Regions from separate parts of the Homo sapiens genome. Here all the other regions are linked to region 2. Evidence: chromatin loops called from intact Hi-C (ENCODE). Cell type or tissue: Caco-2. All regions are shown on one strand. Links, peaks and the distances in the headings refer to the core of each region. The heading gives the core; the rest is flanking DNA. Region 1 has its middle 57 kb from the start of REXO2. Region 2 has its middle 84 kb from the start of NXPE2. Region 3 overlaps NNMT (nicotinamide N-methyltransferase).

Region 1 (10,800 bases), core at 948-8,947, 270 kb after region 2:
CACTTCATTTGACAGCTCTCTTGGCCTTCTTGGAGCTTTTCTGATCCATTAGCCCTGAAATAAGTAAGACACTGACTTTCATAGTCCCAAAGATTCCTCCATGAATTTTTAAGTCACTATATTTGAACAGCAGAACAGTCATTCAGAATTCAATGGTTTTTGTAACTTGTAAAATACCTTAAATATACTACAATAACCATAAATATTATATTCTCTCAAGTCAAAAGGTCATTCAAAGATAACCTGAGATTTGTGGTGATTTCAATGCTTGAGAGAAAAACAGGCTAATTATCTCTTCCCCTTTCTTGAGGGTTGATTCTGTACACTGAAATAATGAAAAGCTTTGAATCCACTGAGGGCTTAGAGAGTAACAGCTTTTTGCTGTAAGGGGTAGTGCTTAGAGCAATGGCTTCCAAATTGACTGGATGTCTCAGAATCACCTGGAAGAGCTTTCTAAAAACAGAAACTATCCAGTTTCTACAGTGAAAATTAGGTCTGGGGTGGCGTTCCAAAATCTGCATTGTTTTAAAAAAACTCCCCAAGTATACTGCTAGGTTTCAGAACTACTTTAAAGGATGGACATTCCTACCCAGGTGAATAACTATTTGGCGTCATTGCTGACATGGCCCTAAAATAATGGTTTTCTGTGTCATAAGTTAGAGTTGTCGTTAAAGATGTCAGCATATTCCTAAATAATTCAGGGGTCAAAGAGAGTATCAAATACAGAAGCTTCAAACTGCAAGTATAGAAACAGAATAGAAAGTCCAGAAAAAGACCCACAAAACACACTCAACTGATTTTCAACAAAGTCACCAAAATAATTCCATAAGGAATGGACAGTCTTTTCTACAAATGGTGTTGGAACAACTGGATATCCAAATGGGAGAAAAAATAATGAACCCTGACCTCTCCTTCATACCAATTCATACCACTTCATACCAAATATAAAAATTAATTTGGGATGAATGATGGGATCAAGCACAAAACTATAAAGCTGCAAGAAGAAAACAAATTTACAATATTTAGGTAAGTAAGGATTTCTTAAGTAAAACACAAAAAGCAATAACCATAGAAGAAAAAGTGATAAAAATGAACTGCATTAAAACTAAGATCTTCTATTCTTCAAAAGACACTGTAAAAAAGATAAATCACAGACTAGAAGAAAATATTACAATACGTAAATCTGACAACTTATATCCAGAATATGTGGAGAACACTTACAACTCAAATAACAAAGAAAACAGACAACCCATTTTTTTAATGGGTTGTCTGAACAAAAGGACTGAACTAACCTTTCATCATACAAAAGTATATGAATGGCCAATAAGTACGCAAAAAGATGTTCAATATCATTATCCATCAAGCAAATACAAATTAAAAACACATGATATGCTACTTTGTACCCAATAAAGTTGCTAAAACTTAAAAGACTGACAATATCAATTATTAATACTGATGTGGAATAACTGGAAGTCTCATGCATTTCTGTATGGAATATATATATGGTACAAAGACTAGAAAACAGTTTGTCAGTTTCTGATAAAATTAACCATACCCCTTGGCCCAGAAATTCCACTAAATATGCACCCCCAAAAAATAAAAACATGTCCACAGAAAGATTTTTAAAGGAATTCCTATAGCAACTTTATGCATAATAGCCAAAAAACTGGAAACAACCCAAAAGTTCATCTAGAGACAGGATAACAAATTGTGGTATAGTCATACCATGGAATGCTACTCAGCAATTAAAAAAAAAAAAGAATGAACTGCTGATATAAGCAACACAATGGATTAACCTCAAAATCACTTTGCTGAGGGAAAGAAGCCAGACACAAAAGAGCACATACTGTAAGATTTCATATACACAAAGCCCAACAATCAATGAAATGAATCAGTAGGGACAGAAATCAGCAGCAATTGTCCATGAGGAGTTGGAACTGACTGGAAGGTGACATGAGAGAACATTTGGGGTAGTGAAAGCGTTCTGTGTCTTGGGTGGTGTGTTGGTTACACAGACATACGTATTTGTCAAAACTCACCAAACTGCACAATTAACATATGTGCATTTCACTCTGTATAAATTTTACTTCATTAAAAAATTCATCTAATTGTACCCTTAAGATACGTATTTTCTTGCTTGTAAATTATACTTGTTACAAAAGCTTAAAAATGCAGTTACAGGCTATTAAATCTATAAATGCAGCAAAATCTACAAATCAAAATTGATATGGAGACAAATATTTTCAGAAGAAATTTTATAGCCTTAAATATATTCATTTTTAAAAATAGAAAATGAAAATGAATTTTAAAAATGGCAAAAAACAAGATGAGAAAAACCTAAGAGATCAAGAGAAATTATTAGAAAATAAAAATAGATTTGATAAATACATCCAAGAGCTAATGTCTTTGCAAATATCAATAAAATGGACAAGCCTCTTGCAGATTTAAACAACAGAAAACACATTCAAAACATTAAAAGCAAGAATTAGGCTTTATTCACAGATATAGAAGTATGTTATAATGGTGTAAGAAATTTAAACACAGTAATCTAAGCTAAAAATCCTGAAAATAAGGATGAGACGTGTGATTTTCTAAAAACACATAAACTTAAATGACTTGAGAAAACAGTTCATCTGGATATCAATAACCATGGGAGAAGTTGAAATTTTTGCCTAAGAAATAACTCCAAAAGCTGTATCATATCCAGACAATTTTACAAGTGAGTCCTATTGAAGCTTCAAGGAAAGACAATTAACATGCAATTTAAATTGTTCCAGAGCAGAGAAAAAGATGGCACACTTCCAATTCATTTTCTCAAACCACCAATACTCTAATACCAAAGCCCACACATAAATACAGCACAAAAAAGGAAATCACAAACTAATCTCACTATTAATATAAATAACATGCTAATCCACTAGCATGTTAAAAACACCAGTCAATTAATTAGTCACATCAATACCTCTGAAGATTAAAAATAATTATTTCAATAATTGCAAAGATTAAAAATAATTAAAATGAAAGCAATATTAAAATAAATACAAAAGCTGCCTGAAAATAGAAGAAAACTTCCTTAATCTAATAGAGAATAGTTATTGCATATTGATAGCCAATATTATGGTTAATGATAAAATACAGAGTGCACTCTCATTAAATTCAGGAAGAAGAGCAGTGTGCTCATTACTCTTTTGCATTTTTCTGTAAGTTATAGCCAATGTAATGAAGGACAATAATTTTTTAATTGATGGTTTTTTATTAATTATTACAGATACATAATAGTTACACACATTTATGTAGTACATGTGATATACTGATACAAGCATACAATGTCTAATGATCAAATCAGGATAATTGGGATCTCTATCACCTCAAGTATTTATCATTTTTTTGTGTTAGAAACATTCCAATTCCATTTGTTCAGTTATTTTAAAATATACAATAAATTATTGTTAAATGGGGATAAATGTGTCTCTATTTTCAAGTGATTCTTCTCTATACGGAAAAACCAGAGTAAACAAAATGAAAATGTACTAGTAGAAGTCAGTAAGATAATTAGTTTAAGAAGATACAAAAATCAGCAATATAGATATAGATATTGACATCGATACAGAAAATAGATATACATAGATCTCAACAGTAATCACTTAAGAAATTTAACAGGAAAAAAGTTCCATCTTTAACAATAATCAGAAACATGCAATACATAAGAAACATCCTAACAAGAAATGCAAAACATCTTATATAATGAAAACTACCAAACTTCACTGAGGCCCAAAAAAGAAAACCTGTTTATTAGTATGTTTTATAACATAAACATAAGGCAATTTAAATGAAGATACCAATGAAATGCTTAAGAAGTAAACTCAATGATTTCAATGTTCATGTGAAAGAATAAACAAGTTATAACTGACATAAATTATTTTAAACGATGCTTAATAGCATAATAAAATATGTGGAATATCTCTGTATTTTACCAAATACAGTTATGCATTGCTTAATAACAAGGATATATTCTGAGAAATGCATCAAGCAATGTTGTTGTTGTACAAGAGTGTTCTTACACAAACCTAGATGGCATAGCCTACCACACACCTAGGCTATATGATATTGCCTATTGCTCCTAGGCTACAAACCTGTACAGCATTTATCGTATTGAATACTGTAGGCAACTGTAACACAATGATAAATATTTGTGTATTTAAACATATCTAAACATAGAAAAAGTACGGTTAAAATATAGTATAAAAGATAAACAATGGTACACCTGTATAGGGTACTTACCATAAATGGAGCTTGCAGGACTGGAAGTTGCTCTGACTGAGTCAGTGAGTGGTGAGTAAATGCGAAGGCCTAGGACATTATACACACTATTATAAAGTTTATAAACATTTGCACTTGCTGTACGAAAACACTTTTTTCTTTATATCTTTATAAGCTTTCTTCTAATTTTAAATTATTTTTCTTTTTAAATTTTGCTAAAAATTAAGACACAAACACACACATTACTCTAGGCCTACACAGGGTCAGGATCATCAATATCACTGTCTTCCACCTTCACATCCTGTCTGACAGTGAGGTGCACAGCAGCAGTAACATGGGGGGGTCATCTCCTATAATAACAACGCCCTCTTCTGGAATACCTCCTGCAGGACCTGCCTGAGGCTGTTTTAATAAGTAGAAAAAGTACACTCTGAAATAACAATAAAAAGTATCATATAGTAAATACATAAACCAGTAACATAATCGTTTATTATCATTATCAATAATGTACTATACATAATTGTGTATGTTATACTTTTATATGACTGGTAGCACAGGTTTGTTTACACCAGCATCAGCACAAAGACGTAAGTAACATTACACTACAATGTTACGACAGCTACTACATCACTAGGCAATAGGAATTTTTCAGCTCCATTATAATCTTAAGAGACCACCATCATATATGTGGTCTGTTGTTCATCAAAACATTACACAGCAGGTGACTATCAAAATGTACTATAAAGACACGCATATTAGAGTAATTGGGTATTGTAATAGGGATAGAAAATCAAGAATCAGAACCAATTATATATAACAACTACTTCTATGATTAAAAAACAAAACAAAACAAAATGTTGAGGAGGTGGAACCAAATGGCCAAATGGAAGCCTCCTGTGATCCTCCCCACTGCAGAAACAACAAATTGAACAACTATCCATACAATAAAGAACCTAAAGAACCAAAAATCAGATGAGGGATATCACAGTACCTGGTTTTAACATCATATTAAGGAAAGAGAAACTGAAGAGGGTAGGAAAGACAGTCTTGAATTGCCTATGCCACCCCTTCCCCAGCAGCAGTGGCATGGCATAGAGGGAAAATCTGTGCACTTGGGAAGGGAGAGCACAGTGATTGTGGGACATAGCATTGAAACTAAGTCCTGCCCTGGAAAGCAACATGGGACAGAACTCAGCTGGCACCCACAGAGGGAGCATTTAGACCAGCCCTAATGAGAGGCAAGTTGTCCATCCCAGAAATAAGGACCTGAGTTCCAGCAAGACCCACCACCATGGGCTAAAAAGCTCTGGGGTGGGGTCCTAAATTAATTTGAAAGGCAATCTAGGCCAAAGGGATTGCAACTCCTGGGCAAGTCCTGGTGCTATGCTGGGCTTGGAGTCAGCTGACTTGGGGTGCACATGACCAAGTGAGATACCAGCTGCTATGGCCAGGAGAGTGCTTGTGTCATCTGTCTCCCAACCCCAAGCAGTGCAGCTTGCAGCTCCAGGAGAGACTTATTTCCTGCGCTCAAGGAGAGGACAGAGACAAGTAAAGAGGACTTTGTCTTGCAACTTGGAAACCAGATGAGCCACAGTAGGATAGGGCACCAGGCAGAATCCTACAGCCCCCAGTCCAGATCCCAGCTCCCAGACATTTCTAAACACACCCTGGGGAATAAGGGAACCCCTTGCGTTAAAGTGAAAGACCTAGTCCTGGTGAAATTCATCGTCTACTAACTAAAGAGCCCTTAGGCCCTGAATAAGCTAATAGTAGTCAGGCAGTACTCACTTCAGGCCTTGGGTGAGACTCAGAGCCATGCTGGCTGCAGGTGTGACCCAGCACATTCTCAGCTGTGGTGGCTATAGGAAGATACTGCTTCTGCTTGAGGAAAGAAGGAAGAGTAAAGGGGACTTTGTTTTGCAGCTTGGGTACCAACTTGGTTACAGTGGGGCAGAGCACCAAGTGGGCTCCTGGGGTAGGGGCGGCCATGAGGAGAGACCCTTCTGCTTGAGGAAAGAGTGGAGAAAACTTTTGTCTTGTGGTTTGGGTCCAGTTCAGCCACAGTAGAACAGAGCACTAAGGTTCTCAACTATAGGCCCGGGCCCCTGAATGGCATCTCTGGACCCACCAGCAGCCAGAGAGAACTCACTGCCCTGTGAGGAAGGACGTAAGCCTGGCTGGATTTCCCACCTGCTGACTGTAGAAGCTCTTGAACCTTGAGCGAACATAGGCAGTAGCCAGGCAGTGGTCACTGCAGGCCTTGGGTGAGACCCAGTGCTGTGCTGGTTTCAGGTCTGATCCAGCACCGTCCCACTGGTGGTGGCCACAGAGGTGCTTGTGTCACTCCTCCCCCAGCTCCAGGCAACTCAGCATAAAGACAGAGACTTTTGTTCGCTTGGGTGAAAGTAAAGGAAGAGAACAAAAATGTCTGCCTGGCAATCCAGAGAATTCTCCCAGATCTCACCCAAAACCACCAAGGTGGTACCTCTGAGTCTGCAAGAGCCACAGTATTACTGGGTTTAGGGTGTGCCCTAAAGCCAGTATGGTTGCAGTGACCAAAGACTTACATCACAACACACAAGTCCCTCCGAGCACCTGGAAAGCCTTCCCAAGAAGGACAGGTGCACACAAGCCCAGACCATGAAGACTACAATAAATACCTAACTCTTCAATGCCCAGACACTGAAGAACATCCACATGCGTCAAGAACATTCAGGAAAACATTAACTTCCTAAATAAACTAAATACACCAGTAACAAATCCCAGAGAGGAAGAGATACGCGACCTTTCAGACAGAGAATTCAAAACAGCTGTTTTAAGGAAGCTCAACAAAATCCAGGATAACAGAGAAGAAAGTCAGAATCATATCAGATACATTGAACAAAGAGATTGAAATAATTAAAAAGAATCTAGCAGAAATTCTGAAGCTGAAAAAGGCAATTGGTCTATTGAAGAATGCATCATAGTCTCTTAGTAGCAAAATGATCAAGGAGAAGAAAGAATTAGTGAGTTTGAATACAGGCTATTTGAAAATACACAGCCAGGGAGACAAAAGAAAAAAAAGAATAAAAAAGAAGAAAGTAAGCCTACAACATCTAGAGTCTCAAAAGAGCAAATCTAAGAGGTATTAGCCTTAAAGAGGAGGTGGATAACGAGATAGGGGTAGAAAGTTTATTCAAAGAGATAACAACAAAGAACTTCCCAAACCTAGGGAATATATCAATATTCAAGTACAAAAAGGATATAAGATATCACGCAGATTTAATCCAAAGAAGACGACCTCAACGCATTTAATAATCAAACCCCCAAAGGTCAAGGATTTAAAAATGATCCTAAAAGCAGCAAGAGAAAAGAAACAAGTAACATATTATGGAGCTCTAATATGTCTGGCAGCAGACTTCTCAGTGGAAACCTTACAGGCCAAGAGTGAGTGGCATAACATATTCAGTGCTGAAGGAAAAAACTTTTACCATAGAATAGTATATCCAGCAAAAAAATCCTTCAAATATGAAGGAGAAACTAAGACTTTCCCAAACAAAAGCTGAAGGATTTCATCAATACCAGACCTTTTCTATAAGAAATGATAAAGGGAGTTCTTCAGTCTGGAAAAAAAAGGGGGTAAATGAGCAATATAAAATCATGTGAAGGTATTCATTAATAATAGTAAAAACACAGAAAAATACAGAATATTATAACACCGTAATTGTAGTGTATAAACTATATCATGAGTAGAAAGACTAAATGATGAACAAATAAAAAATAATAACTACAACTTTTCAAGACATAGTATACAGTATAAATAAAAACAAAAAGTTAAAAAGCAAGAAGATAAAGTGTAGTGTTCACATTAGTTTACTCTTGGCTTGTTATTTTGTTGTTTGCACAATCAGTGTTAAGTTGTCATCGGTTCAAAATGATGGGTTATAAGATATTATTTGAAAACCTCACAGTAACAAATCAAAAAACATACAACAGTTACACAAAATAAAAAGCAAGAAGTTAAAACATACCACCTGAGAAAATCACCTTCACTAAAAGGAAGACATGAAGACGGGAAAGAAGGAAGAGAAGACCAGAAAGTAACCAGAAAACAAATAACAAAATGGCAGGAGTAAGCCCTTGCTTATCAATAATAACATTGAATGTAAATGAACTAAACTCTTCAATCAAAAGTAACAGAGTGGCTGAAAGGATAAAAACAAAAAGACAAAATAATCTGTTGCCTACAAGAAACATACTTCACCATAAGACATACATAGACTGAAAATACAGGGATGGAAAAAGACATTTCATGCTAATGGAAACCAAAAAAGTTTTTAAGTATAGCAGGAGTAGCTATACTTATATCAAATAAAATAGATTTCAAGACAAAAACTATAAAAAGAGACAAAGAAGGGCATTATATAATAATAAAATGGTCAATTCAGAAAGAGGATATAACAATTGTGAATATATATGTACTCAACATTGGAGCACCCAGATATGTAAAACAAATATTATTAGAGCTAAAGAGAACAAAAACTCCAATACAATAATAATTGGAAAATTTAACACCCCAATTTCAGCATTGGACAGATCATCCAGACAGAAAATCAACAAAGAAACATTGGACTTAGGCTGGGTGCAGTGGCTCATGCCTGTAATCCCAGCACTTTGGGAGGCCAAGGCAGGCGGATCACGAGGTCAAGAAATTGAGACCATCCTGGCTAACACTGTGAAACCCCGTCTCTACTAAAAATACAAAAAAATTAGCCAGGCATGCTGGCGGGTGCCTGTAGTCCCAGCTACTTGGGAGGCTGAGTCAGGAGAATGGCGTGAACCCAGGACGCGGAGCTTGCAGTGAGCCGAGATCGTGCCACTGCACTCCAGCCTGGGCGATGGAGCAAGACTCCGTGTCAAAAAAAAAAAAAAAGAAAAAGAAACATTGGACTTAATCTGCACTACAGATCAAGTTGACCTAACAGATATTTAGAGAACATTTCATCCAATGCCTACAGAAAACACATTCTTCTCAGCACCTGGATAATTCTCAAGGATGGACCATATGTTAGGCCACAAAAAAGCCTTTAAAGACTTTTTTAAAACTGAAATTATATCAAGTATCTTTCTGAAAACAATGGAATAAAACTACAAATCGATAACAAGAGGGATTTTTGGAAACTATACAAATACACGAAAATTAAACAATATGCTCTTAAATAATAAAGATCAGAGCAGAAATAAAATTCAAACAAAAAATACAAAATATCAACAAAATGGAAAGTTGATGTTTTTATTTTATTTATTTTATTATTATTATACTTTAAATTTTAGGGTACATGTGCACAATGTGCAGGTTTGTTACATATGTATACATGTGCCATGTTGGTGTGCTGCACCCATTAACTCATCATTTAGCATTAGGTATATCTCCTAATGCTATCCGTCCCCCCTCCCCCGACCACACAACAGTCCCCAGAGCGTGATGTTCCCCTTCCTGTGTCCATGTGTTCTCATTGTTCAATTCCCACCTATGAGTGAGAATATGCGGTGTTTGGTTTTTTGTCCTTGCAATAGTTTGCTCAGAATGATGGTTTCCAGCTTCATCCATGTCCCTACAAAGGACATGAACTCTTCATTTTTTATGGCTGCATAGTATTCCATGGTGTATCTGTGCCACATTTTCTTAATCCAGTCTATCATTGTTGGACATTTGGGTTGGTTCCAAGTCTTTGCTATTGTGATTAGTGCCTCAATAAACACACGTGTGCATGTGTCTTTATAGCAGCATGATTTATAATCCTTTGGGTATATACCCAGTAATGGGATGGCTGGGTCACATGGTATTTCTAGTTCTAGATCCCTGAGGAATCGCCACACTGACTTCCACAATGGTGGAACAAGTTTACAGTCCCACCAACAACGTAAAAGTGTTCCTATTTCTCCACATCCTCTCCAGCACCTGTTGTTTCCTGACTTTTTAATGATCGCCATTCTAACTGGTGTGAGATGGTATCTCATTGTGGTTTTGATTTGCATTTCTCTGATGGCCAGTGATGATGAGCATTTTTTCATGTGTTTTTGGCTGCATAAATGTCTTCATTTGAGAAGTGTCTGTTCATATCCTTCGCCCACTTTTTGATGGGGTTGTTTTTTTCTTGTAAATTTGTTTGAATTCTTTGTAGATTCTGGATATTAGCCCTTCGTCAGATGAGTAGGTTGCGAAAATTTTCTCCCATTCTGTAGGTTGCCTGTTCACTCTGATGGTAGTTTCTTTGGCTGTGCAGAAACTCTTTTTTTTTTTTTGAGACGGAGTCTCGCTCTGTCGCCCAGGCCGGACTGCGGACTGCAGTGGCGCAATCTCGGCTCACTGCAAGCTCTGCTTCCCGGGTTCACGCCATTCTCCTGTCTCAGCCTCCCAAGTAGCTGGGACTACAGGCGCCCGCCACCGCGCCCGGCTAATTTTTTGTATTTTTAGTAGAGACGGGGTTTCACCTTGTTAGCCAGGATGGTCTCGATCTCCTGACCTCATGATCCACCCGCCTCGGCCTCCCAAAGTGC
Region 2 (10,800 bases), core at 975-8,974:
GCCACAGTAACCAAAACAGCATGGTACTGGTACCAAAACAGATATATAGACCAATGGAACAGTACAGAGGCCTCAGAAATAACACCACATATCTACAACCATCGGATCTTTGACAAACCTGACAAAAACAAGAAATGGGGAAAGGATTCCCTATTTAATAAATGGTGTTGGGAAAACTGGCTAGCCATATGCAGAAAACTGAAACTGGACCCCTTCCTTACACCTTATACAAAAATTAACTCAAGATGGATTAAAGACTTAAATGTTCCAGGTTCTTTGCTAGGGACTTCAAATAAATTATGGCATTGAATTCTCACCACTCCATCATTTTTTACTATTATTATGTCCACTTTACAGATGAGAACATTGAAGCTTAGGAGATTATTCACAGCCCGTCAGATAGCTAATAATCAGCAGAAGAAAGATGTAAACCCAAGTCTGTCTAAGCTGTAACCACTACACTACATCATAGACATCAGTGGAATGTGTGCTTTTGAGGACATTGGAGAAGGGGATAGGTAAGGAGATTTAAGAGAAAGGGAGTTTTAGATTTTCTTACAATCATGTACAATGTACCATGGAGAGCATAGCATCTGTGTGGAGTCTGTGCTAAGTTCTCTATGAGGTGGACAGGACAAGTCATAATCCTCTCCCATTCATTTATTCACTGATGTCTTAATTCAGGCATTCACTAAACATGTCATTTGCTATTCATTGAAAATAAAAAATAAAATCTGGTCTCCACTCTCAGTAAACTCACAGTTTTGCTATTGGATAGACATATTTGTAAATTAAGGATTACACTGCCATGCAATAAATTATTTGGCGAATGGAAACTGCAAGCCCAGGGAAAGGGCATGTGGATCAGAATGGACTTCAAGTGATGGAAGGAGCAAAGGGCTTTGAATCAATTTAACAAAAACAAAATAGGATTGAGTTCTTTTTTGTATGATCTTGAGCCAATGGAAGTTCTTTGAGCTCCACTGTCAGTTTTGCAGGATAACGATAATATCAATCTAGTGATATCATCAGCCCTAAAATAATTGTGCAGGGGATTAAATGAGCTAATGTAAATGAAAGCACTATTATTTATAAAGTGCTATTATTCATAAAGTATAAAGGCAAAGATGGAAATTATGGGAATGGCAAGTATGAAAAGGCATAAAAACAATGTAACAATTTCTATAGTATAGGATAAGTTAACTGTGTCATAATATAGATGTAGATGTTCCAAGGGAATGGGTTGGCCTGGAACTTTAATATCACCAGCTGCTCTTTCTGGGACCAAATTACTCCATATGGAATTAAAGAGGAAAAAATATTTTTTTTTTCAGAAATTTCAAGGTGTAATTCTTCCTGGGGTAAGAGAATAAAAAACACAACTAAAAATTTTCATTAGATCTTGGAGAAATCAACTAATCAACTCCTAAGTTTCTGCTGACCAAAGTCATGTGCCCAGCACTGTAGTAGTTTCCATGTAGCACTTCAAAGAGATCATGAGTTAATTGGAAAGAAAAGAATAACATATATTAAATAATTCACTAGCAGACTGTTTGAGACTGACTCTAGTCACAGTGAGATGAGGAAAACTTCAGCATGAACCTGAACACTGAGAGGCACTTTCATGGAGAAGGTAGGAACTGAATAAAGTCTTAAAGGCTAAAGAAATGCAGGAAAAAAAAGAGGAAAAGAGGACAAGAAGAATGAAGGGGAAAGAAGGAACAGAGAAGGGAGAGGGAAGAAAAACTTGGGGAAAAATAATGAAGGAAAAAGGGAAAGTGTGGGAATAAAGCAAGGAGAGGAGTGAAGAGGAAGAAAAAAGCCAGAATAGAAGAATTAGAGCATTTCTAGAGAAAGAGGCTGGAATTAAACTAGGATGGCTTACCTGGAAGGCTGTAGATGTAGAGTCAGTGAGTAGTTGGATGAAGCCAAATTATATTCAAAGCTAGGGAGTCTAGCTATGATGCTTCCGTCAGCTGGTTCCTAATAGGGGATTGTCATGGAAGAAGTTTTGATTTATAGCAGGTGGAAGGGCAGCTTGGAGGGAATCAAGAACAGGAAGTACAAAGCCCAAGTCAGAGCTCTCTGTGATCTAAGCTATGTTCATAACAGCCTGCATTGCAAGATGAACAAGGAAAGGGTTCATTTGAGGGAAAATCATAGAGCCTTGGAATATTAGAAATGAAAATGGGGAATGAAGAAGAATAAAATATCAGAAGATCCGATAAGATTCTATCAGTCTAGGAAACTGGAAGAAACATGGTGTATTGAGGGAGAAACATGAAGTGTTTGGAAAAAGGAAGTGTGATGATTTTAAGTTTGAATGAGTTCATTGGAGGTGATGGCCAGTCACTCAAACAGGAAAATCATATAAGCAGTGGTGATGGTGAGGTTAAAATAGCAAGGACAAGGCCAGGGCTGGAGAGATGTACTGTAGGTGACAGTCAGCTCTCAGAAGAATTGGGCAGAGAGGCCCAAGGAGAAGCACTAAAGAAAAGTCCTTGGAGAATCCTCACAAGTAAGAAGGCAGGAGAGAAACAAAGCATTAAGGAAGACAGATAAAGTGTAATCTCAGAGGATAGGAGGAGAACCCCCCAAATCAGGTATACACAGATGAAAGTAGGAATGAATATCAAGAGTGAGGGAATGATCAATAGTGCCATACTGCAGAGATCAAGGATAATGGAGTGGAGAGCTAAAATGGTTGTAGGTATACCTCAGAGATATTGTGGATTTTGTTCCAGACCATCCCAATAAAACAAAAAAATCACAATAAAGCAACTTACACTTTTTTTTGGTTTCCCAGTATATACAAAAGTTATGTTTATACCATACTGTAGTCTATTAAATGTGCAACAGCATTATATCTAAGAAATGTATGTATCTTAGTTGAAAAATACTTCATTGCTGAAAAATATCAACACAGAAACTTGGAGTGAGCACGTGCTGTTGGAAAAATGGCACCTGTAGACTTGCTACACACAGTATTGACACAAATTTTTATTTTGTAAAAAACACAATATCTGCAAAGTGCAATGAAGTGAAGTGCCATAAAAAAAGTATGTCTGTATTTGTTGGAAACAAATGTCAGCTTGTATGAAAAATGAGATTGGGATGTCAGAGGTGGAGACATTAGCAAAGGCCATCAGCTTAAAGAGTTCACCAGGAAACAGGAAGAGAGGAAATTAGGAGTTATAATAGGATCAAAGATAGGACTTTCTGAGATACAGAGATTGGAACACATGGAGAGAAGGAGGCTGAAGTTGTAAAAGATGGAGGAATGAGGTACACCTTGTGGAAGAAAAATCCCAGAAGGAGCAGGGGTCCAGAGTTCACGTGAAGCAGTTATCTTTAAATGAGAGAAAAGAAACCTCTTTCTTTGAAAATAATGGAAAAAAGTCCACTCAGACACAAAGCTTTTATGAGGTGAGAACGAGGTACATTAGATGTTCACAAAGATGGCTTTAAACTCCCACTGATCTGAAATGGCCACGTAGCATGAGTGAGATAGAAACTTTTGATGGTTTAAGTTACTGATATTTTCAGATTGTTATTGCATCATAACTTAGCCCATCCTGACTGAATACAAGGAGAAAGTTGCCTCCTGAGGTTAGTATAGAAGGGAGGGATTGGGGTTTTAAGGAAAGAAGAGGTATGAAATAAAAACTGAGTAACATCCAAGTGATTCAAAACATACTTTTCTCAACATGTGTTCTGAAAACTTTCAAACCTACAGAAAAGTGTAGAAACTAGTGTAATGACCACCTATAGACTCCTCACCCAGACTCATCAGTTGGTAACATTTTGCCACATTTGCTTTATCTTTCTTTATGTAATGTATGTAGAGGCGCACACACAGAAGCCTCTCTTTCCTTTTTTTTTTTTTTAAAGAAAACTATTTGAAAGTAAGTAACAGACATCATGTCAATTCACTCTGAGAATTTCAGCATGTATCTTTAAGAACAAAGACTCTTTCCTTTAGAACTGTAATACTACTATCATGCCCAAATAATTTAATATTAACACAATAACTTTATCTTGCATACAGTTCTATATTAAAATATTCCCAACTGTCCTTAAATTTACATCTAGCTATCCCCAAACCCCCATTTATGATCTCAGCAAGGATCACATGATGCATTTGATACATATATGTAAAGAAGGAAAGCAGTAAGGTAGGGTGGGAAGAGTTCGAGTAGCCTGATTCTAATGAGCTATATTTGCACCATGAGGAAACAGGAGTTACTAGGTATAAAGTGACCTACTTGCTTGGAGAGCAGGGACCTTTCCCTGAGATTACTGGTAAATATGACATGGTGGTGATGATGACGTTGATGATGAAAAGCAAGATGAATGGTGCATAGCATCAAACGAAAAAATGACACTTTTCAGATGTTAATGGACTGATAAAGAAAAATTAGAAATATGATTTGGCAATGTAAAAAGTAATGCTAATTAGACTCTTCATACCCTACCAAAAATGTTTAATTACCATGCATTAAATAATCAATCATTAAATCAATGTGAAATTAATTTGTTCTAAGTTCTCTACACATACATGCTCAATTTGCAAGTAGCATGGTCAACTCCTCCCAACTTTAATTAATTAGAGCTGGCACTGGTGATGGAATATTTATTTATGGACCAGGTGCAATTAAAGAGGAATGGGCTAGGTTCACTCTAGAAATGCTAAGGGGAATTTAAGATATGAATGCTTGAGACACCTAGAATCTCAGAGCCAGATGTGACTTTTGTGATCATTTATTTCAGTTGATCCCTTTATATCATGGGGATCTGAAAGTTATAATGTGAGGTCATGTGCTATTCTCAGTATTTCAAAATAGCTAATGGAAGTGTAGATTTATTGATGATAAGGCTGCACAGGCTAGATAAAACATCAGGGTGTTTTGTTTTGCTTTTGGCTAGAATTATATTAACTCCTTATGATAACAGCAGTTATCCTCTAACCAAATACTCCAATTAGCAGTTAAATGTATCTTCTATGAAAAAAAGAACAAAAAATTAATTTTACTTTAATCAGTGAGTTTGTTAGAAGAGGGATTTTTTCAAAACAAGGGGAAAGGACAGGGTGCTGAGGGAACAAATAGTAGAAGTCTTTCTAGTAAAAAGATAGAAAAGCACTATTCTTGCCCCATAATTTTATTTTATAGAAGATTGCCCATATGACACAGACAAGTTTATGAAGCTACTTAATAGAAGCAATTAACAGCAATCCCAGCATATCAAAGGCTAGTTGAGGAATAAATGTAGTGAACTAAAAGTAGAATGTCCCCAGTGACAACAAATTTGAAGCAGGAAAACCAGTCAGGAGGCTGGTGTGGCATCCCAGAGCCATGACGTTGTCCTAATTTCAAGCAGTAGATGTTGAAGTCACGATGAATAGGCCTCAGTGACTGATGGACACTGGCTTGGGGGTGTGAGAATGGAGGGGAAGGGAAGGAAGCACCTCAAATGACAGTGGGGTTTCTGACTGGCAGCTTCTGAATGTGCCATTTGTTGAGGCAGAGGAGAAATATCATAGAAAACAAATATTGGGAAATGACCTCAGAAGGCCTGAGAAGGCTGAGATTTAAAGACTGGCTTCTGTTTCAAAGGTGTCCAGGGAATCTTCCCAGCCTGCTCTCTAGTCATGTGCCAGCAGGGAGAAGCCTCTGCGGAAGGCAGACGCCAGGGGTCAGTGCAAGCCCAACTTCCCCATCTGGAGTGCTGAAGTCCCTTTCCTTCAGCGTCTGTTCATTACCAAGAGAATTTAGGAGAACTCTAAACAGCAGATTCGTTTATGATAGCAGCATTTACAAGCAGTTGTAATTATGGTGTATGGAAAACAATTATTCCCTACTAAAATTGCTCTTTTAATTTTCTCTTATTTGTCCCACAGTGAATGTTAAATAAGCCTCATTGCCTCACAGACTGTCTCGGATATGTGCACGGATGTTCCTAAATATCAGGCTGTGAAAGACACAACATGTTCTAACCTGCGCATGCACACTCCCACACACACATACACACTCACATCACACATTACACTGACAAGCCCCGGGACAAGCATGCATAGGTACCCCATGCCACTTCCCAACCCAGGCCCATCTCATGCAACCTCCTCCCCATCCACCTGGAAAGCACCTGCTCATCTTCCTCAAGAGTCACCTCTTCTATAAGCCCTTTCCCTCCAGAGCCCCCAAACAGACCTGGCTACTCCATCCTTTATGCTACCATGCCCTCTGAGCAGGTATTTCCCCCTCTGGAATGTCCATTTACTTCTGAGTTTACACGTTAGTCTTCACACATGAGATCTTAAGTACCTTGAAGGCACGGGCCTTATCTTATGCATTACCATTCCCCAAAGCTCAGCACATGTAAAAACTTAATAAATCAGTTTTCAGTTAAATAAGTGAATAGTTTAGCATAAAGAGGCTTGGCGGCCGGGCGCGGTGGCTCACGCCTGTAATCCCAGCACTTTGGGAGGCCGAGGCGGGTGGATCATGAGGTCAGGAGATCGAGACCATCCTGGCTAACAAGGTGAAACCCCGTCTCTACTAAAAATACAAAAAAATTAGCCGGGCGCGGTGGCGGGCGCCTGTAGTCCCAGCTACTCGGGAGGCTGAGGCAGGAGAATGGCGTGAACCCGGGAGGCGGAGCTTGTAGTGAGCCGAGATTGCGCCACTGCCGTCCGCAGTCCGGCCTGGGCGACAGAGCGAGACTCCGTCTCAAAAAAAAAAAAAAAAAAAAAAAGAGGCTTGGCTAGGGACAAGGAAAAGGGCAAGGATGAAGACATTTAGCATGCTGGAAAATCACAACCAGGGCCTGCCTCTAACTTACACAGGCTTCCCTAGTGAAGTCATGGGTGTGATGCTGGGAAGTCTGCATCAGACTGAATCGTGGGGTGCCCTGGATGTCAGGCTCAGTGGACAAATAATAAAACACCATCGTAGGTTCTTGTTCTGGTAGTTATGAAAATAACGGATTGCTTTCTCTTTCAGTTCATAGCTGAACGTACTGCTCTCCTAATAAAGGCCACAAAATTGCCTGCTTTCCCAAAATGTTGGTTTGCAAATAGCTTAGTTTTCATATTTTCAACCTCTACCTAGAAAGGCAGGAAAGGCAGTAGGTGTCAGGAGCTGAGTTTGCCTCCTTTCTGAGGACTTCTGTGATAATAAAGCACATTTGCAGAAATGCATTCCATTTCAAAGTATCTGGGATCTTAGTGTGGATGCAAAGACAATGCACCGTAGGAGTCCCTAACTGCACTTGACAAGAAAATAGGTGTCCTTCAAATCAGACCCCTCAGACAGATGGGTGGGGATGAGAAACAAAACACATCTTCATAATCAGAAGCAATGACATTTAATAAAGTGATTAGGCAGTGACAATAAATAAGTTCTCAGGCCATCTTGGAGTGATTAATGTGGGTGGATGGAGGCCAGGATCTATTAGAGGAGGGATGTGGAAAGCTGTTCTTTTGATTAAAATGTGTGTTTGGGGGGTTGAAATTTCAGGGAAGAGTTGTTATTAATTGATTGTCCCTGGCCTTAAAATGGTCTTGATTATTAAACAGCTCTCTTTTTACATTTGGAGAAGGAGTGGGAAAAGTCTCTTTTCACATATGAGGGACAGGAGGAAGGTGCTGGTGCCAAGAATCCTTTGTTGGAACTGAACACCTTGCTGTTCACAGGCACTTTGGATTCTTCCCTGTCCACAGACTCTCCCTTTGTCTTGGATAAATACTTAAGGAGCTTCTGAATTCCTTTATTTGCCCTCTTAACACCAGTGGGCAGAGCAGTGCGGAAAATCCCTGCAGCTTCATATATAAGTTTTTGCTGTTGTTGTTGTTTTACCTGTAACCCTAAGTTTTAATCCATTCAGGTGGCTATAACAAAATATCATAGGCTAGATGGCTTACAAACAACAGAAATTTATTTCTCCCGGTTCTGGAAGCTGGGAAGTCTAGGATTGGGGCACCGACATATTCTTACCTGGTGAAGGCCTGTTCCTCATAGACAATGGTTCCCTTTTGCTGTGTCCTCTGGTGGTGAAAGAGGCCAGCAAGGTCTCTAAGGTCTCTTTGATAAGGGCACTAATCCCATTTATGAGGGCTCTGCCCTCATGACCAAATCACCTCCCAACAGTGCCACCTCCTAACACCATCACATTGACGATTAGGTTTCAATATGTGAATGTGCAGGGAGACACAAACCTTCAGACCATAGCACCCAATGCTAATGAGTGCAGAGAAAAAAGGCCTGAGTTGTCTTTCTCCATCTGCATTTAGAAGCGCCATGAAAAAAAAAATCAAGGGTGTTAAAAGAAGATGCATGCAAGGTTGTGTTAAGCATAGACCCCAGACCCCAAGTACCTTGTTGAAGCAGTGACCCTTAGAAAAATACTTTTGTCCACAGAACTTGAGAATTGAAAGGAGAATTAAAATCTTCTGGACCAGTGATTCCTAGGATTTTGGATTTCATGAACTAATAAAAACAATTTTCTTAAGGCAAGATCTTTTTTGTACATTGACAAATAAAGCAATTAAAGATAAATTACTATCTACCACTGACAAAATTACATAAAATATAAAAATTAGAACATAATCTCTAAAGGACTAAAGGATTTTAAAATGTAATACAGTTTACTCTATGAAAAACTTATTCGGTATTCTAATTTTCCTCATTTTATAGCGTATAGTTTAATTAAACAAATACTACATAACTGGGAGAAAGTTTAAGATACATACAATCTCTGACACTCCAGCAGAAACTGACGCAATAAGGAGAATAATAATAGCTAACACTCAATGAGCATTTACAAGGTGTTAGTTAAAAGGATGTAATAAATCTTACCATGGTTTATTTTATGTGTCTTTTATGTGTCAATTCATTTCATCTTCACAACACCCCAGAGGTGAATATTATTATTATCCCCATTTTACAGATAAGAGACTGAGGTACAGAGACATGAAACAGCTTCCCCACGGGCTCACAGTAGAAGGTGGTAGAGACAGATTTCAAACCTAGATGGCCTGGGTCTGAAGTCTGTGCTCCTGAGCCCTAAAGGAGGCTCCGAGGACCTCCGTGGGTTAACTGGCTGGAGTGGCAACAGCCCAAGACTTCTGTGTGGGTGAAATTGAGCAATCAGCTGGAATCCTAGCTGACAATTAAAAAGGAGAGAGAGAGAGAAAGAGACAGAGAGAGAGTGTGTGTGTGTGCGCATGTGTACGCATGTGCGTGTGTGTTTGCGCACGTGTGTGTGTGCTGTGGAGTGTGGGTGTGAGTGTAGGATGTGAGCACATGCACATGTGTTTCTTTGGATGATTAAAACAGAAATTGGGGTAAAATTGGGGGTAGAAAGAGCCTTCAGTCTTACTAATTGCCGTTTTTATATGTACACATATAGTAAAAATATATAAATTTATATACGTTTATATTTTAAAAATATTAAATGTGTTATATATTTATGTATATAGAAAATATATATAGAAAATATAAATTATATATAAAATATAAATATGTAAATAAATACAAATATGAAAATATATTACATAAATATATATTTTACTAAACTATATGATTATGTACACACACTGCTAGGGTCCCTCTCAGAGCCTTAGAAGGAATCTATGCAAGTGAAGGGTGCTGAATTAAGTTTTCTCCTCTGATTCTCCTCTGATTCTAGCCCAGATCTCCAAAGCCCAAGCTCTTGACCATTCATCAGTGACAGAATTAGGACTAGAACTTAGGTGTGACAAATGCTCTCTGCTCTTTGTGAAAAATCGCCATATATCCCAGTCTCCTCCTGTGATCAAACTAGTCTATCAACATATCTCAATGAGTTCACTCATATTTGTCAAAGAATGTATCCTGCTTTTTGCTCGAGAAAAATGTAAATATTCCAATTTCCCAGTCCCAATGTTAAAGGAGAAGCGAATGAACATTTGAAGAGAAGCTGAGTTGCAAATCCTTCTTTAGGTAGGAAGCTAGGCCAGATAATACAATATTGCTTTCCAAAAGGGTCATTCCACTCCATTGTCCCTCCTTTCCATGCTATCTAGAGGCAATACTCTTCTAGCGTGAGGAAACAATACTCCTGGGTCAGTGAAATTCACCTAGGAAATGGGACAGGTTAGTGGACGGAGAAGAAGTCATAGTGTCTGTGAACAACTCCAGCACCAACCCAGAATCTGCTCACAAATATTTCCATTTCTCCATAGAATTCACTCTTTCTACACCTGTGGAGGCTGGGAGGAAAAGGCTATTAAAATAGTCAATTCCAGTTAATGCCAAAGGCAATCAAACAAAACTTCCCATGAAATTTTTATCACCATTACTTGCTATTTTTAATAAATAAAAACAGCCCTATATTTCCTCCCCAATAAATCCTGGCCTCCAACCACCCACATTAATCACTTAAAAATGGCCTGAGAACTCATTTAATGTCACTGCTTAATCACTTTATTAAATGCCACTGCTCCTGAATGTGAATATTTGTTTTATCTCATCTCTGACACCTTCCATAGAGTTCTAGTCTAAGAACCCCAACTATTTTTCAAGATAAAATGAGTATCCCATTTGCCACTCTTCCCCATGAAGACCAAACAATACAACTGGAGATGCAACAGAAAAGCAGCTCTTTTCTGCATATTTCTCCTTTGGTTTCACTCACTGAAATCTTATCATAGGAAGTTATTGCTATAGAACAAGGCTGGCCTTTCCAAATCTCTCACTAATGGGGGTAACAATATTTTATCCTGTACATTTTTATTTTTAATTATTCCTTATTCTGAGGAGA
Region 3 (10,800 bases), core at 1,132-9,131, 440 kb after region 2:
TACTAAGGTGATGAAATAATCTGTACAACAAATCCCTATGACATGGGTTTACCTAAATAACAAACCTGCACATATACCACTGAACCTAAAATAAAAGTTTAAAAAAATGTTTTTTAAAAAACATTTTCTTTCAGTTAACCGTTAGAATAAGCAACCCAAAGAAGCTATGTGTTCCCTCCCTGAAACTATTGAAGGACAATAGAGGTCTCTGTTTCTCAAGGCCAGAATTTGTTACATCTCTCCTTAACCACCTTCAAGGGCCTTTCATTGTGCTTGGAATTAAGTACAAACAGCTTCAGTCTTTCTCACTCAGCTTTTGTTTCTCTCTTTAGTCCACCTGTAGCCAGTCATCTCCTCACTAGCCTCTGTAGACCAGCCACATGGAACTTCCTTCGTGTCTTCAAATGAGCCATGCTCTCTCTTGTCCCCAAGTCTTTGTTGCATTTTGTCTGGAATATAGATCCCCCTCTCCCAACCCTTACCTGCAACATGCACCTTGCTAATTCTTCATCCTCTAGTTCTCAGCTTGAAACTCGCTTTCTCCAGGAAATCATACCTACATGTGTTTCTATATGACCCTTTTCATACTGAATTGTTTTGCTTGATTTTATTGTCCATCTTTGCTGTGGTAGTCAGTTCCAGCTGCTCTAATATAACACCATAGACTGTGTGGTTTAAACCACAGAGTTATTTCTTAGAGTTCTGGAGCCTGGGAAGTCTGAGATCAAGGTCCCAGCAGATCTGGTGCCTGTCGAAAGTCCTCTTCCTGGTTTGCAGATGACCCTCTTCCCCATATGTCCTCACATGGCACAGAGCTGAGCACAAGAGCAAGCTCCTGTGTCTCCTTCTGTAAGAGCACTAATCGCATTTATGTGGGCCCCACCTTCATAACCCAGTTACCTCCCAAAGTCCCCACCCCCTAATACCATCACACTGGGGACTAGAAGGGGAGACTTTGGGAGGTAATAGGGTTATGAATTTATGAATATATATGAATTTGGAGGGACACAAACAGTCCCTAGCACTTGGCAATCGACCATAAACTTGGAAAGGGCAGGAACCACGTGTGTCCAATTTACTGTTTCTCTCCCTAGTACTTAGTGCCTGACACTTAGTAGGTGCCTCTGAGCCCAAACAGAGGGAAACAAACAAGTTCACCTCGGGAGAATTGGGAATTTAGCTCCCCTAGCCTAGGAATTAGTGGGGTTTTCCATTATGTTAAAGGTTAAATGTTCCATTCTCCACTATGGGGACTGTACTGTTCCCTGAGATCCAGGTTTCCTCGAGCCCCACTCTTCTAATGATTATAAAGTTGCTAAGGGTGCTGAGTTTGCCCTCCAGCCAGCAGGGTCTTTTTTGAACTGTGAAACAATCAATTCTTCTCAAATGCACAAAGTACACTTAAATGTCTACAATTACAGTTGCATTTTCTAAAAGGACACTAATTATCTTTAATTCATGGATTATACTTACTGCCTGGGAGCAAGGAACTAAAAAGCACCTTGCATTTGTGGGGAGGCGTTCTGCTTCTTTGCCTCCCAGTGGGTCTTACTGGAGTTATTTCTAGTCACCCTTCAAGTTCCAGCTCCCATCATGCCCCGCTATGGGAGGTCATTTACCCTGATCTCTAGGAAATTAAAGAGAGGGATGAAAACATTTGACTAGTGCAGGTTAAGTCTCAGAAAACATCAGTGTCTTATTTCAGCGTCTGGTCTTGTAGGTTAAGAAACATGACTTTTTATTACATCTGTGGCTGGTCTGGTTACTCACTTATGCAAGTCAGACTCATAAGAGAGTGAATCAGCACCAGAGAGTGGACTATTTTTACTTGGTATGAGGAGTTTGCATTTCCAGAATTTGGAATTTTGGAAGTTGTGATTCAGGGCATTTCTGTCCTCATATCCCAGAAGGTCAAAGAACATTAGATCCTCTCTCTCTCTCTTTTTCTTAGAGATGGGGTCGCACCCTGTTAACAGCCTGGGCTGGTTTCAAACTCTTGGGCTCAAGCGATCCTCCTGCTTCAGCCTCCCAAACTTCTGGGACTACAGGCATGTGGCACCGTGCCCAGTCGTCTCTTGGGGAACGTTTTATGCTAGCTGTACACTGATAAAGCAGAGAGAACATGGATTACTATTCCCTCTTTGTAAAGAGACTGAGGTTTTACCTGAATGTCATGATTTATTGGGCCTTGGAGTCCTTATTTACAATTTAGGAGGCTGGAGTAAGTCAGAGTTAAGTTTAATTTACTGTATTCCTAATAATCCAATTTAAATGGATGCATCACGTAAGAATTTTCACTGAAAATGGTCGTAATTTAAGTTAGTAAAGCCTTAACCTGTTCATGGTTGGGGCTCAAATTTGGACCTAGTGCATGGGTCCAAACTTCAATCTCAACTTTTTTCCTTTGTCATTGTCTCAGCCAGGGTTCCAAGTGGAGTGTTGCTACTCACAGCTCACAGCTCACAGCTGCTCCAGAGTCCAAGATAGGGATTTGGGAACATGTAATTCATTGAGGGAGTGCTCTTTAGGGAGAACTGGTTAGAGAGGGAGAAGGAGCCAATCAGGGATGTGGTCTCAGGAAAAGTCCAATCTTGGCCCGATCCACAAGGGAAGAGGTGCAGAAACAGAAACTGCATTGATGAATGTCCCCCAGTGCAGGAGGGGGACAAGGCTTTTGAATCCCCCTATCAGTCAGTCATGGCTATGGGTGAGGGAGGGGACGGTGCCTGTAACTTACTGTGTCTATCACTCTCACCTACCTGCCTCTACTCTGCTGTACTTGGCTTTGCTCAATTACTGACTGTTACTTGATGTTTTTCAAGTTTAAATCCTTTAGAAGAGCACTGTGAAATCCTGCATGCAAAAAAACATGTATTGAGTACATTTATTGAGGAGGTGGCTCTGATTAGCTAAGAGCAGTTCTCCTGAGAAGGAGCAGCTGTGAGCTGTGAGCTGTGAGCAGCAACACTCCACTTGGAGCAGCTGGGGGCTGGGTGTGCTGACCTGGAGAAGGGGGCCCAGGTGTAGCACCGCAGCATCTATGAGGGTCACCAATCCTGTGTACCATCCCTCTCACCGCTGGGCATTCCCGTACATGCTCTTCTCTCTGTCTAGAACTTGCTTTCTTCCCTTTTTCTCAGATAAATCTTATTCATTTTAGACACCGCCTCCTCCAGGACACCTTTGCCAACCTTTCATGACTAGACTCGACTCTCCTGTGTTTTTGCATCTACGTGGCATTCCATATTAGAGCTTATCTGGGCCCATCTTAACTGTGGGCTCCAGGAAGTCAGGGACCACATCTGTCTTGGGTTCCTCTCTATATAACAGTCGGACTCATTTCTGGCACTCAATAAATGCTTTTTGCATACAGGATTTCATAATGCTCTTCTAAAGGATTCAGACTTGGGAAACATGAAGTTACAATCAGTAACTGAGCGAAGCCAGGTACAGCACAGTAGAGGCAGGTAGGAGAGAGTGATACACACACTATGCCCCTATCATCATGAACTGTGAGTGAGTTTTCAGGGGAAAGTCGTGCTTGCATTGAACAGCATTGTTTTGCACTGATGAACAGTGAAGCTTGTAACCGATACTTCTCCTCTTTGCCTTGGAGGCTAGCAAGCTCAGAGCCCGAGCCCTTGATTAGGTAAAGGGGGAGAAATTTCTAATTTTAAATACGGGCACTTAAGTTCCTTTCAAAGAAAACACCTTGAAGGCTTCAAGGAAGTGAAGCCCCAGGGGTGTGGTCTCGACTTGAAGAAGCAAGTGAAATAAGAGATCAGTACAGGAATTCAGGAGGGGAGGCAAACAGCCCAAGAGGAGTGGGCTGGGGACCAGAGAAGGGAGGACAGATGCCAGAGCAACATGGCCAGGGTCAACTGAAGAAGTTGAGTCACTGAGAAATTCCCCATGAGATTAACAGCAAGGATGCCAAGTATTTTAAGTTGATAGGGTCCTAAGCATGAACCCCTTCTGTTGTCTTGAGGCTTTAGCAAAGGCTGCTACTTATATATTTGAGGGCCAGGGGAATTTTAGCAAATGAAGGGATCAGGATGGGTCTGGTTAGGGGTCATGTGCTGCAGAGAAGAATCAGCCCATGCTAGGAGTGAGTGATTCACACACTGGAACACAGACCGAGTGGAAGGTCCACTCCAGGGGTCACCAGGAGAAATACAAATCACTGCCCCCGACAGTTCCCTGCAAGACGAGAGGAAATTATGGGCTGTATGAAGGACGGGGTTTGAGCCAATTTCACTTGAATCTTAAAGGATGGGATTAACCCAAGTGGTCCTTTAGTTAGAACTCTATTTTAACAAGCATTGTTCTCTAATTCATAAATCATAAAACACTGGACTTCACAGATATGTAATTCAACTTTTCAATTTACAGTAGACTAAGGCACAGAAAGGCAAAGCTCCTTGCCCCCTTAGAGTCTCCATATCTTCACCTCTAAAATAAAAGGATTTGATTGGTAATTTTGTAAATGTTAACTCACAAGCAAGATTATAAATTCTGCAAGGGCAAAGGTCATATTAAACAAATGAGGTTTCTTTCTTTTTTTTTTTTTTTAAATATTTTTGTAGAGACGGGTTCTTGCTCTGTTGCCCAGGCTGGTCTCGAACTCCTGGATTCAAGTGATCCTCCTGCCATGGCTTCCCAAAGTGCTGAGCCACTGTGCCTGACCAACGACTGGGATTTCTATAGCATTTAACAAATATTAGACAGCAGTGAGAAGGGGCCAGAAATGGACCCTTGAGAGGTAAAGGAGCAATAAACTAACTGCTTACCCTCCCCTTTCTAGAAACCTCTTTCTCCTCCTCATGCAAATGAAGTGTTTACATACCTGCTCTTAAGAAAAATACCAGTCGCTTAGGTGGAAGGCTTCAAAGTGAGTTGTTATTACTGATGCTTTTTTTTTTTTTCCTTTTGAGACAGAGTCTTGCTCTGTCTCCCAGGCTGGAGTACAGTGGTGTGATCTTGGCTCGCTGCAACCTCCATCTCCTGGGTTCAAGCAGTTTTCCTGCCTCAGCCTCCCAAGTAGCTGGGATAACAGGCATGCACCACCACGCCCAGCTAATTTTTTTGTATTTTTAGTAGAGACAGGGTTTCACCATGTTGGTCAGGCTGGTCTCCAACACCTGACCTCAAATGATCCACCCACCACGGCCTCCCAAAGTGCTGGGATTACACGGGTGAGCCACTGCACCTGGTCGCTATTACAGATCTTTCTGAAGAGCAGCCTAACTGGTGTTTACAATTCTTTAACTCCTCTTCTGTTTAAACATTCAAAAGCTTTTCTCTGAAAGGAAGAGAGACAATAACCTACCAGGAAAGAAACTACTTCCTGGCTTTCAATATTGAAGTCCAAACAAAGGCAATAATAACTCACAATTAGTTGTTGAGAGTTTGAAATTCAACCTCAACCCTTCCCCTGAATTCATCAGACACTATTAAAGTACAAATTAAAGTGATAAGCATAGAGGTTTGGCCGGCAACCACAGCCATAGAAAGACTTCTTCATTTTCTAAATATTAAAAAACTAGGGTTTGAAAAAGCACAAAAACCTTCTTTCTCTTCTTTGAATAAACAGCAAATAGAAGGTGATGGTGAGTTAACTGCATAATCTAATAGTTATCATTTCTCATGCTATTCTGGCCAAGATCCTCTTTACAGTTTATTAAAATTTGCATTTTGTGTATAGACCTAAAAGGGAAATTTTTAAATGTGTGTATCCATAAAAATAATTATCCATATTTTTTGTTAAAGAAAAATATGCTGAATTCCTCTTTCTCTTTTCCTAGCAGCCTCATAAGTAGACTGTGAAAAAGGAGACACTGCAGAGAAGCGTCTTGTTTGGGAAGGTTTAACTCAATTTAAATTCCTTCATGTGTAAATGGTCAAATTCAGGAATGAAGGGCTTCAACAAGAGCCACGTGCACCCTCTGCTGGCGCTCAGAGGGCCAAGGAAAGCGTTTGAAAGGCCAAGGAAAGCATCTCCTTTCAGTGTGAAACTGGCCAGCAAGGGAGACGAGAGGGCTAGACTCAGAAAGTTTAAATCCCTGCTTTCATTGGAAGATATGAAACAGAAAGCTTCAGTGACTTTACTCACAATGGTGTTTTTCTTTGTGATAATGTTCCTTAAACACATAATCCTAGCTCAACATTTTTTTTTGAGTGAAGCTGATCTATACATGAGAAGGTACAGCTGTAAGAAGGGCCTGGTTTGTCTCATTTGGGTGGGCAAAAGGTCCTGCCTAGCTGACTTGAGTACCAAAAAAAAAATCTAGCATTTCTGCTCAGGCTGTGTCAGAGTGCATTTCTTTCTGGTCTTCCTTGCAGGAAAATAAGTCCCACGAGGCCAGAGACTGCGTCATCTTCACTGTAGGATCCTCATCTCAGGCCCAATGCCTAGCACATAACAGGGATGCAAGAAACATCTTCTGAATGAATAAGCAACTATGAAGAAGGCTCTGGATTCAAGGTGCCTATGGTGCTGACTTGCATAGAAAGCATATGCAAGACAGGTTTTGAAGGCCATACTCAGTTCATTAAGAAAGTTTTTTCAGTGTTAAGATTTTTTTTTCTTTCAATTTTAATTTTAGATTCAGGGGATATATGTGCAGGCTTTTTAAATGGATATATCGTGTGATGCTGAGGTTTGGGGTGTGATTGAACCCATCACCCGGGTAGTGATCACAGTACAATAGGTAGTTTTTCAACCTTTGCCCCTCTCCCTCGTCCCCCCTTTTGTAGTCCCCACTGTCTATTGTTCCCATCTTTGTGTCCATGTTGACCCCATGTTTAGCTTCTACTTATACATGAGAACATGTGGTATTTGGCTTTCTGTTTCTGGCTACTGCACTGAGGAGAATGACCTCCAGCTGCATCCATGTTGGTGCAAAGGACATGATTTCATTTTTTATGGCCATATAGTATTCCATGGTATAAATGTACCACATTTCCTTTATCCGATCCACCATTGATAGGTGCCTACTGGATTCCATCTCTTGCTACTGTGAGTAGTGCTGTGATGAACATGTGGGTGCATATGTCTTTTTGGTAGAATGATTTATTTTCTTACTAAGGAACTGTTCATGAATGCAGCAACATGTGGCTTAATGGCTGTCCTAGAATGGGTTAATACTATCAGAGTTATCTAATATTTGTCACTTAACAGGTTACAAAATGCCTTCACAGGTACCTCACTTGATCTCAGTGCAGTCCTGAGAAATGATGATTATCCCTGTTTTCCAGAAGGGTCCCAAGCCTGAGAAAGCTGGAATGATGCTCTTACAACAATCAAGTGATCAAGCTAAGATTCACACATGTTTTCTGTCCCTTAGTCCTATGTTTGTTCCATGTTCTCTGAGCCTCCATAAGATTTATTGGTTGCCTCGTATTCTCCGAGTTGGCTGAGACTAAAATTAGAGGGGGCAGTTATAGCTTTTAAAGCTCAGCCTAGTAAGTTGTACCATGGACATCTTTTATTACTTTTGACAGCCAGATGATGGGAATCACGAAGACTGAGCTGCATGACACCAAATGGGTTAACGACCTTTTTAATAGCTTTCTTCTCCCCACTCTCTCCCCAGGATGTTACAGAGAGACTTGCAGCTTCCTGCATCACAAAGGTTTGCTTAAAGTGAGACTGTTGAACATTTCCCCAGAAAGTAGGACCTTAAAAAACCGGAGCTGGGTCAGCGGTCAAAGAGATTTACAAGTTAGGACCAGAATGACCCTAGTCCTTGTTTGCTCATGACTTGGTCGGTCTGTTTGATTTCAAGGAAAGCAAATGAAAAACCAGAAGCCAAATATTTACTTAGGTCCCGGCTTCCGTCGGAGAACAGACCTGTGAGGAGGCTGCTACCAGGAGGAGGAGTCATTTCATGTCTTCGTACACGTTGTTCCCTAGACTGCCCTTTTCCTCTCGGTTGCCAAACACACCCCTATTCAGTCTGCAAGGCCCAGAGCAAATGCCACCTTTCTTCCCATCCTCCCCCTTAGCACCCTGTGCTTACACATCTCAGAGCCCTTGTCTTGCTGTGTCTTAACTGTTTGCATGTCGATTTCTCCCCATGACTTGCAGTTCTTTAAGAACAGGGGCTATGTCTTTCATCTCCGTGGGAAAGAAAAATGTTGGTTATCAGAGCAGAGTCCCAGAGCCCAAAGAACAGCCCAGTGGCTTTCAAACGTTTTAAAAATCACAAACTAGAGTAACAAATGCATGTTATATCATGATCCAGTAACAAATATGCACATGTGTGCAGATAGACAGATGTCTGTAAAATGGAAACGAAATTTCCCAAAATAATATACCACATGCAGTGCTAATATCTGAGATTCTGTTTTCTAGTTTATTCTCTATTCATTTTTAAAATGTGGATTTGGTGCACCAAATTGATTTTATGATACATTGATGAATGGCAACTTGCAGTTTGAGAAATATTAGTGTAGGTAACACTTCATCTGCCATCCCCCACCACCCTTGTTTTCTGATTTTCTGTTTGTATTTATTGAATGCTTCAAACTAGGGGAGGAAGGAGGAGTTTCTTTTTTTTTGTTTTGTTTTTTTTTTGAGATGGAGTCTCGCTTTGTCACCCAAGCCCAGGCTGGAGTGTTGTGGTGCGATCTCGGCTCACTGCAAGCTCTGCCTCCTGGGTTCATGCCATTTGGAAGGAGGAGTTTTGATTGGGAGATTGAGCAAGAAAGAGAGTGCTACAGCAGGGATGGAGCACAGAAGAAACCATATTCTGCCTATTTTTTGTCCAGCCCCTTGGACTTGCCTTGAGCTCCTATAAGAAGAAACTGACCAGACTGTTCACAAGAAAATGTATACAGATGGTCCTCGGCAGATGATGAGGTAACAGCCCAATAACCCATCATAAGTTGAGAATATCATAAGTCCAAAATAAATTTAATGCACCTAATGTATCAAACATCATAGTTTAGCCTAGCCTACCTTAAATATGCTCAGAACTCTTTCATTAGCCAAAAACTGGGCAACATCATCAAACACAAAGCCAATTTTGTAACAATAAAAATAAAAGATCAAAATTCAAAATTTGAAGTACAGTTTCTACTGAATGCATATAACATTTGCACCATCATAAAGTCCAAACATTGTAAGTCAAACATAAGTTGGGGTTCGGGCATGGTGGCTCACTCCTGTAATCCCAGCACTTTGGGAGGCTGAGGTGGGCAGATCACTTGAGGTCAGGAGGTTGAGGCCAGCCTTGCCAACATGGCTAACATACAAAATACAAAAATTAGCTGGGCATGGTGGCACACGCCTGTAATCCCAGCTACTCAGGAAGCTGAGGCGGGAGAATTACTTGAACCCGGAATGTGGAGGTTGCAGTGAGCCAAGATCTTGCCACTGTACTCCAACCTGGGCTCCAGAGAGAGACTCCATCTCAAAAAAATAAAATAAAAATAAGTTGGGGATCATCTGTAAACTTCAGGCACAAACAAGGCTACTTAAGGGTCTAGATCAGGGGTCTACAAACTACAACCCTTGGGCCTAATCTATCCATCCATCTGTTTTTATAAATAAAGTTTTATTGGAACACAAACACGCACATTTGTTACATACTGTCTATAGCTGCTTCTGCTACAACTGCAGAGTTGAGTAGCTGCAATTAAGACTGTATAACCCACAAAGCCAGAAATATTTGCTATCTGGGCCTTGACAGGAAAAGTTTACCAATCCCTGGAATAAATGAAAAGTGTTTCTTACCACTCTGGGAGGAAACCAGGATGGCTCTGAGGCATCTAAAGCAGAGTGTTAGGCATGGGCAGTATCCTTCTCAAAAGAGGGCATATTGGTCCCTTTCCAGCATCCTCAGGCTGGGCTCAGGGGCCCCAGCATCACAGCCTGAGCAGGAGAGCCTCAACAGGGAGATTCTGGGTAGGGACTGCTGGTGCAGGTACACTACTGCCCTTGGAAGGACCTGGGAGCACTTAGGGTGTTTCTGGGACTATGAAGATGAGGGCTGTTGAGTCAGCTGACACTGGGATTTCATTTTCATTCTTGTGCCTGGTGCATGAAAGAAAGATGCTTGGAGAGTGCTAAATGTTTGCTAGAGATTTCTTAAATCAAAAAGGAATTGGCAGCATGTGGTATAGAAACTGAGTTGTATCACAGCCTCTCTCAAAGGCAATGCCAGTAAAGAGTCCAGTGCCTGTAGCCGAGAACAGGAATCCTCTCTCCTGATTGGAGAATAAGCCATCTTTTCTCAGCTGCTTTGGCAACTAATATTAACGATGATGCGTATAATAATAATGATTGTAACTAACATTTACTGAATGTTTATCAAGCACCATGCAATATTCTAGGTCCTTTACATGTAACAATTCACTTTATTTTATTTTATTTATTATTTATTTATTATTTTACTTTTTTCGAGACAGCATCGCACTCTGTCTGGAACACAGTGGTGCGATCTCAGTTCATTGCAACCTCCGCCTCCCGGGCTCAAGCCATCCTCCCACTTCAGCCTCCTGAGTAGCTGGGACCACAGGCATATGCCGCCACACCTAGCTAATTTTTTTGTATTTTTAATACAGACAGGGTTTTTGCATGTTCCCCAGGCCAGTCTCGAACTTCTGAGCTCAAGCAATCTGTCTGCCTCAGCCTCCCAAAGCGCTGGGATTACAGGCATGAGCCACAGTGCCTGGCCACAATTCACTTTAATTCTCTTAATAAAAAGACTATTTTAATCTCATTTTATAGATGAGGAAAGTGAGGCACTGCAAGGTTATATAACTTGCCTAATGAGAAACAGCTAATAAGTGGCA

The links. A loop is a pair of places that touch in the nucleus more often than their neighbours do. Peaks named below come from ENCODE experiments on the same cell type or tissue, not always from the same donor. Only the 100,000 strongest peaks of a DNase experiment are listed, where the experiment ranks them.
Region 1: it touches region 2 in a loop (25-fold over the local background); 2 of 110 quality-filtered maps call a loop at or near these places.
Region 3: a loop joins it to region 2, with 16 times the contacts of the local background. A loop is called at or near these places in 2 of 110 quality-filtered maps.

Annotation. Positions count from the first base shown.
Region 1 is chr11:114,490,914-114,501,713 of GRCh38, reverse strand. It overlaps a transcript of NXPE2 not described here. Among named protein-coding and RNA genes, the nearest start is that of REXO2, 57 kb to the right of the region's middle. In Caco-2, for the core only: a CTCF peak has its summit at 4,634 (motif pointing left); a DNase peak (open chromatin) is centred at 5,683.
Region 2 is chr11:114,757,515-114,768,314 of GRCh38, reverse strand. It overlaps a transcript of NXPE2 not described here. Among named protein-coding and RNA genes, the nearest start is that of NXPE2, 84 kb to the right of the region's middle. In Caco-2, for the core only: a CTCF peak has its summit at 5,683 (motif pointing right); a DNase peak (open chromatin) is centred at 5,694; H3K27me3 peaks cover 134 bases.
Region 3 is chr11:114,313,079-114,323,878 of GRCh38, reverse strand. NNMT (nicotinamide N-methyltransferase) reads right to left here. Exons shown (of 3, transcript NM_006169.3): 3 at 10,343-10,800. Among named protein-coding and RNA genes, the nearest start is that of NNMT, 22 kb to the right of the region's middle. In Caco-2, for the core only: a CTCF peak has its summit at 6,001; DNase peaks (open chromatin) are centred at 5,958 and 7,818.